Regions from separate parts of the Homo sapiens genome. Here region 2 is linked to region 1. A link is a loop called in an ENCODE intact Hi-C map of the cell type or tissue named here. Cell type or tissue: dorsolateral prefrontal cortex. All regions are shown on one strand. Each heading gives the region's core, and the rest is flanking DNA. Links, peaks and the distances in the headings are about the cores only. Region 1 has its middle 230 kb from the start of GRB10. Region 2 overlaps COBL (cordon-bleu WH2 repeat protein).

The links. Hi-C counts contacts between places; a loop is a spot of excess contacts. Peaks named below come from ENCODE experiments on the same cell type or tissue, not always from the same donor. Only the 100,000 strongest peaks of a DNase experiment are listed, where the experiment ranks them.
Region 2: it touches region 1 in a loop (8-fold over the local background); 4 of 110 quality-filtered maps call a loop at or near these places.

Annotation. Positions count from the first base shown.
Region 1 is chr7:51,011,287-51,014,193 of GRCh38, reverse strand. No RefSeq gene overlaps it. Among named protein-coding and RNA genes, the nearest start is that of GRB10, 230 kb to the right of the region's middle. RefSeq lists enhancers at 812-1,312, 1,313-1,813. In dorsolateral prefrontal cortex, for the core only: no CTCF peak of the experiment used is centred there; no DNase peak of the experiment used is centred there.
Region 2 is chr7:51,061,140-51,064,046 of GRCh38, reverse strand. All of the region lies in intron 7 of COBL (cordon-bleu WH2 repeat protein), which reads left to right. Among named protein-coding and RNA genes, the nearest start is that of COBL, 250 kb to the left of the region's middle. RefSeq lists an enhancer at 798-1,303. In dorsolateral prefrontal cortex, for the core only: no CTCF peak of the experiment used is centred there; a DNase peak (open chromatin) is centred at 1,221; H3K27ac peaks cover 2,112 bases.

The DNA.
Region 1 (2,907 bases), core at 137-2,636:
CACTGCCCGCACCAGCGGGGACGGCCTTCCTTGGTGGCCATTCAGGCAGGAGGAAGGAGGAAGCAGCTCCCCCATCTCCACGGGCATCTCCCGCAGCCATCAGGCGTCTGCTGCTTCCACTCCGTGGCCTCTCTTGTCACCGTCCTAACAGTGTGGCCTCTGACCTGTTCCCCTCTTCCTTACACTGACCTCAGAGCTAACCAAGCGCCAGAGCCTTCCCAGACCCGAGCTCACTGAGGGCAGCTCACCGTGCTCAGGTGAGGAGTCGGGGAGCGATAGGGGACCCAGTGCTGAGCCATGGGGCAAGCTGACCTTTATCATCCTGACTTCAGCGTCAGATTTCTCAACTGGTTTGGAACTTAAAAGGAACAAAAGTGTCATCACATCAGTTAACAAGGGAGAAAGAAAAGAAAAGGGGCAAAGAGAAAGACCAATACGACCACCGAACCCAAAGCCCAGCAGGGCCGTCCTCCCAGCCCGCAAGTCCACCGCTGTGTTCACCCCTTCTTATCTCGACCCTGTGGGGGACGAGGGGAGGAGGCAGACTGAGTGCATGACGCCAAGTTGGCCCTGGACAGGTCCCGTGGCAGCTCCCACTCACTTGTTTCAGGAGCCTTTCGACACACAGCGACATCACCAGAGTGCAGTTCTGAAATCTAACAAATCGGGAAGCTTCCTCCGGGATGGCGGCACGGGGAGAGCAAGGACAGGGAGGGAAGAGGGGCATCCAAGAAGGCTGCCCTTCCCTGCTTCACTCCCCACATCTTCCTGACTCCTGTGCTGTGTAAGGGAGCTTTCCAGGGCCCAAACACCTCCGCAGATTGGGTTGCAGCCATGGTTGCTCCTCGTTTGATGTACTATGTGGGGATGTGGCATCTGGGCACAGGTGTGCCTGCTCCTGTGGACTTGGATTTAGAGCACTGACTGATCCCAGCTTTTGCCCCAGACTAATGGGCTTTATTGGAGTGGAGATCTATGGATGCTTTTCTTACTCTTAAGAATTTTATTTTTTCCTATCACAAAGAACCATACTGTAACCGGGGAGGGGACTGGACTGGCTTCTGGGAGGCAGGAGGGAGGGCTGGGAAGATCCAGGCAGGGGACAGCATGCGGGATTTGGACAGTGGCTATCTAGGAAATGAGGGGAGGCTGAGCCCTGTCTGCGTGTGGCAGGGTGTGGTGTCCACTTGCTTGATTGGGAAGGAAGGGGACGGGGCAGATGGGAGGTTTCCAGCAGTCTGAGGCACCAGGCTGTACCGCTGGCCCTGACAGGGCATGGAGGCTGGGGCTGCAGTTGTCTTTGGTGTGCTGTTCTCAGGCAGATCCTCCTCAGCTCCCAGAGGCACCTCCCAAGGGGCTGAACATCAAGCATAGCAAAGCCTCCCTCTGCCACCCATCTCCTAACAGGTGCCATGGAGCTCTCCACGGGACATCTATGGCACCAGGTCCTACAAATGGGAGCCAGGGCCAACGTCACCACCCCCTTCTCTGTAGTCCAGTGCCAGGAGGCAGGCACTGGGCCCTGGCCTGATGGTGATGCCAGCAGCCAGCAGGATCCAAATAAGAGATGTGGACCTGATGGGGATGTCCCAGTGGGAGGGCCACCCGCAGCCTTGGGGTAAAGTGCTTCAGGGACTGAAGCAACCTTGCCTTTCCGTTGTCACCAAAGGTCTCCTTCCTTTCCTTCCTTCCTTTCTCTGTCTTCCTTCCTCTCCCTCCTTTGCTTCCTCTCTTTCCCTTCTTTCCACCTTCCCTTCTTCCCTTCTGTTCCTCCTCCCTTCCTTCCCTCCTTCCTTCCTTTTGTCTTTTCTTCCAACCAACACTAAGAGAGCTTCTCTAAGCCAGACCCTGTGATGAGTGCTAGGGGGAAATTACAAATTAATTTAGTCTCTGCCTTCCAATAAGCCCACTAGTAGAGGGGCCACATGGCATTGGCCAATCACGGTGAGTGAGCCTGGTGTCCCAAGAGAGGGGAGACACAGGGGAGAGGCAGGGAATTCTTCCAGAGGAGGGGCTGGGCAGAAGCTGTGAGCTGATGAGCGTGGAAGAGTCCAGTCATTCTCAGCAGGGTGAAAGAGCAGTGGCAGCCAGCCAGGCAGAGGAGCAATACCTGAAAATGTCCAGAGGCCGGGAACACATGCCAGGACCTTTCAGGGGTGTGCTCCTGGGGGAACGCAGGGTGATTCCGTGCCATGTTATTTCCACCACTGAGACAGGCCCAGGATGGAGATTGTCACCTGGAAATCCAGAAGTTTCACTGAAGATGCAAAGGTGTTCAAAGCTGAAGAGTCAGGAAGTGATGAACTTGGCTCCTGCTCATGAGTGATTAGGCCAAGCGCCCAACCGGGGCTCTGGTTAAGTAAGAACAGGGGGAAGTAGCTCCTGCAGGGCTGGCTGGAGCCCACTCTCATTCCTAAAGGAAAAAGCCATGTGTTACAGTGGTTGCACTCAATTTCCAGACCCTTCATATAGATGCAGAGACCTTGAGGAGCATAAGTGAGGTACAAAGGTGAAATTCTCAGCCCGTTGCTGTCCATGCATTGCTGTCCCACCCATGTCCTTAGCAGGGGCTCTCTGGGTCTCCTGAGGACAGGGTCGGTGGCTTCTGCCCAAGCCCCACCCTTACACACAGACCCCCTGCTTCCTCCCCTGGCATCTGGGTACCCCACACTGCAGACTGTGTGGTGGGCCAGCCCTGATGGAGAGACCCGCCCAGGAAAGCAAAGGGCTAGCAAGGCACGCGGTGAGTTGGTGGCAAGACTGTGGCTTCAGTTGGTGCCTCTCCACTCAACTTGGAAAACACCGAGCTATGTGTGTTTCCCCAGACACACCATGTGGACTCTTCCATGCTTTGCACTAGAACTCCTATTCATCCTCCAAAGCCCAGCCACGTCCCATGGGAGACCA
Region 2 (2,907 bases), core at 192-2,691, 50 kb before region 1:
GGCAGAAAGGGTGCTGAGGGTCTTGCACTGTCCAGAGAAGTACATAGCATGGGGCTAGAGCCAGGCTGCATGGACTCAGGGTTTGGGTCTGTTACTGGGTGATTTCAGGCAACTTGCTTAACTTCTCTGTGCCTGAGTTTCTTCATATTGAAAGAAAAAGTGCTTTTGAGAATTACACATACAAATACATGTAGAACATTTAGAAATGTTTCGGGGGCTGCTGGGTTGGAGTCAACAGATCCTAATTATTATGAAAATAGCCATAATTTAAAATGCAGAAGATCGTGCATTAAAATCTTGATTTCTTCTTTTTAAAAAAAGTTAGAGATAAGGCAACACCAGTTTTACTGCATGAAAGGAAGTGTGGGATGCATACTAGCTGCTTCTTGCAGGCACATGTAGGCACCAGGTTTCCTCAGGGTCTTCGTGGGGCCACACCTGGCCCTCAGCCTGCCTCCTACTGCTGTCTGCAGACCTCTGTAGATGGATCAGTGCAGGTTCCCTGATTCAGTCATACTGGAGAAATGAAGTCACTCAAACCCTCATTTTTAAAAAGTCAGAAATATAAAGATTATGTTGTCAAATACTGCACAACCCTTAAAGAAAATGTTAGGCCGGGCACAGTGGCTCACGCCTGTAATCCCAGCACTTTGGGAGGCCGAGGCAGGCGGATCACCTGAGGTCAGGAGTTCGAAGCCAGCCTGGCCAATATGGCAAAACCCCATCTCTACTGAAAATACAAAAATTAGCCGGGCGCGGTGGTGGGTGCCTGTAATCCCAGCTACTCAGGAGGCTGAGGCAGGAGAATTGCTTGAACCCGGGAGGTGGAGGTTGCAGTGCGCCAAGATCACGCCATTGTACTCCAGCCTAGGTGACAGAGTGAGACTTCATCTAAAAAAAAAAAAAAAGAGAGAGAAAATGTTTAATTTTCTACTTCATACAGTCACACAAGTGATGTAGAGCAATTTCTGTCTTCCTTTTTCTTAGGAAGTTTAATAACTGTGCGTATTGCCTTTGACAGAGTGCTGAAGGTGTGCCCCCTACAGCTTATAAAAATGAAGTGCCTGCCCTGCAGTGCAGAGCGTCTCACTGTTTTGGGGGCTGCTGGGTTGGAGTCCTGAGCAAATGCATGTCAAGGACTCAGGACTTCACCGTGGTTGCTCCTGTGTGTGCCCCAGCGCTCTCCACGGGTGTCTCACAGCCTCTTCCAGGACAGCTGAGCCGGGACCAGCAGCCTTGCTCATGCCACCCCCTGCAGACGCAGTCCCTGGTGCTGGCAGGCACGACTCCTGGGATGGCAGGCTGAGAGCTTCCTCAGATGGCACATTGAGCCATGCCCCTGGCTGACAAGGGAAAGATCATTTTCTCCTCCAGCCCCTGCAGATCAGCAAGCGCCCACGTTTCCATGCAATGATGAAACACACAAGTAAATAAGCCATGATGTTGTCTGGGAATGCTTCAGCCAGTGTGGCTGGTCTTAAACTGGTCTAGTTTAGTTGAGACACTTGGAGTGGCCACTTGTTGGCCACTTCAGAGAAACCAGCAGTGTTAATTGGAAGCCTCTCTCCAAGTCTCAGCAGGCCAGCCGAGCGCCGGGACACCATGGCTCTGACTTAAGCCTTTGCCCTGAAGTCATGCTGTGACTCAGGGGCTGACCCAGAGCTTGGGATTATGGAGGCTTTGGAGAAGCAGCTGCACCTTCAAGCAAGTTTCCTTGGATGTATCTCCTGCCACCTCTCACAGACGCAAATTAAAGAGAGAGAGAGAGAGAGAGAGAGACATGAACTGTTGTTACTGCAGCAAACATCCACACTGTATCTGCTGTCAGGGTTGCATCCTGGGAAAGCTAATTTTGTAGACTTAAAGTAATGAATAATTAGACCATTGCTAAATGTATGTTTTATTTTCTGAACAAATTCAAAGCATTAGAAAGATAATGAAGATTTTCTTAAAATTAGGCCTATTTTAACCCTCCCTACTGTTTAGCCCTAATGGAATATTTATTCCAAAATCTCTATTAGTCAGGCTTCTCCAGAGATACAGAACAATAGGATATATTTATGAGTGTGTGTGTGTGTGTGTGTGTGTGTGTGTGTATCTATGGTGGGGAGAGATTTTTTTTTATAGGGATGGCCTTGTGTAATTATAGAAACCAAGAAGTTTGACCATTTGCCATCTGTAAGCTGGAGACCCCGGAAAGCTGGTGATGAGATTCTATCCAAGTCTCAAGGCCCCACAACCTGGAGCTCTGATGCTCAAGCACAGGAGAAGATGGGTGTCCCAGCTCAAACACAGAGAACACATTCACCCTTCCCTGCCTTTTTGTTCTGTTCAGACCCTCAGCAGATAGGATGCCTGCCCACAGCGGTAAGGGCACATCTTCCTTACTGTCTGTCAATTCAGATGCTGATCACTCTGGTAAACAGCCTCACAGACACACCCAGAAATAACGTTTCACCACGTACCCGAACACCCCTTGCTTAGCCATTGCAAATTCACCCCTTGCCAACTCGCCCCCTATATGCATGTCTTTTTCTCCAGAGAAAGACAAAACAAGGTCACAATTCCAACTGGCATGACACTGCTGTCCTGTATACAACCGAAAATGCACTCATCCCTTCCAGAAGAGAAGGTAAAGTCCTTGAGTTGATGTTTACTCTCTCCTGATATCCTGTAACTTAAAATACTATGATGTAAAATTATCAACAATTAGACACTGCTATGGAAGTCGCGTATGTCCCATGTTAAGGGAATAAGGGGAAAGAAAACAAAGATATTTATATGTATATATACATATATACACACACACACACACAAACATATTCTTAACAAAATGAGAAGGAAATACTCATTGACAATTACTGTTTTCATTTCTAAAACTAGTCACATCACAGCTGGTATTTATAA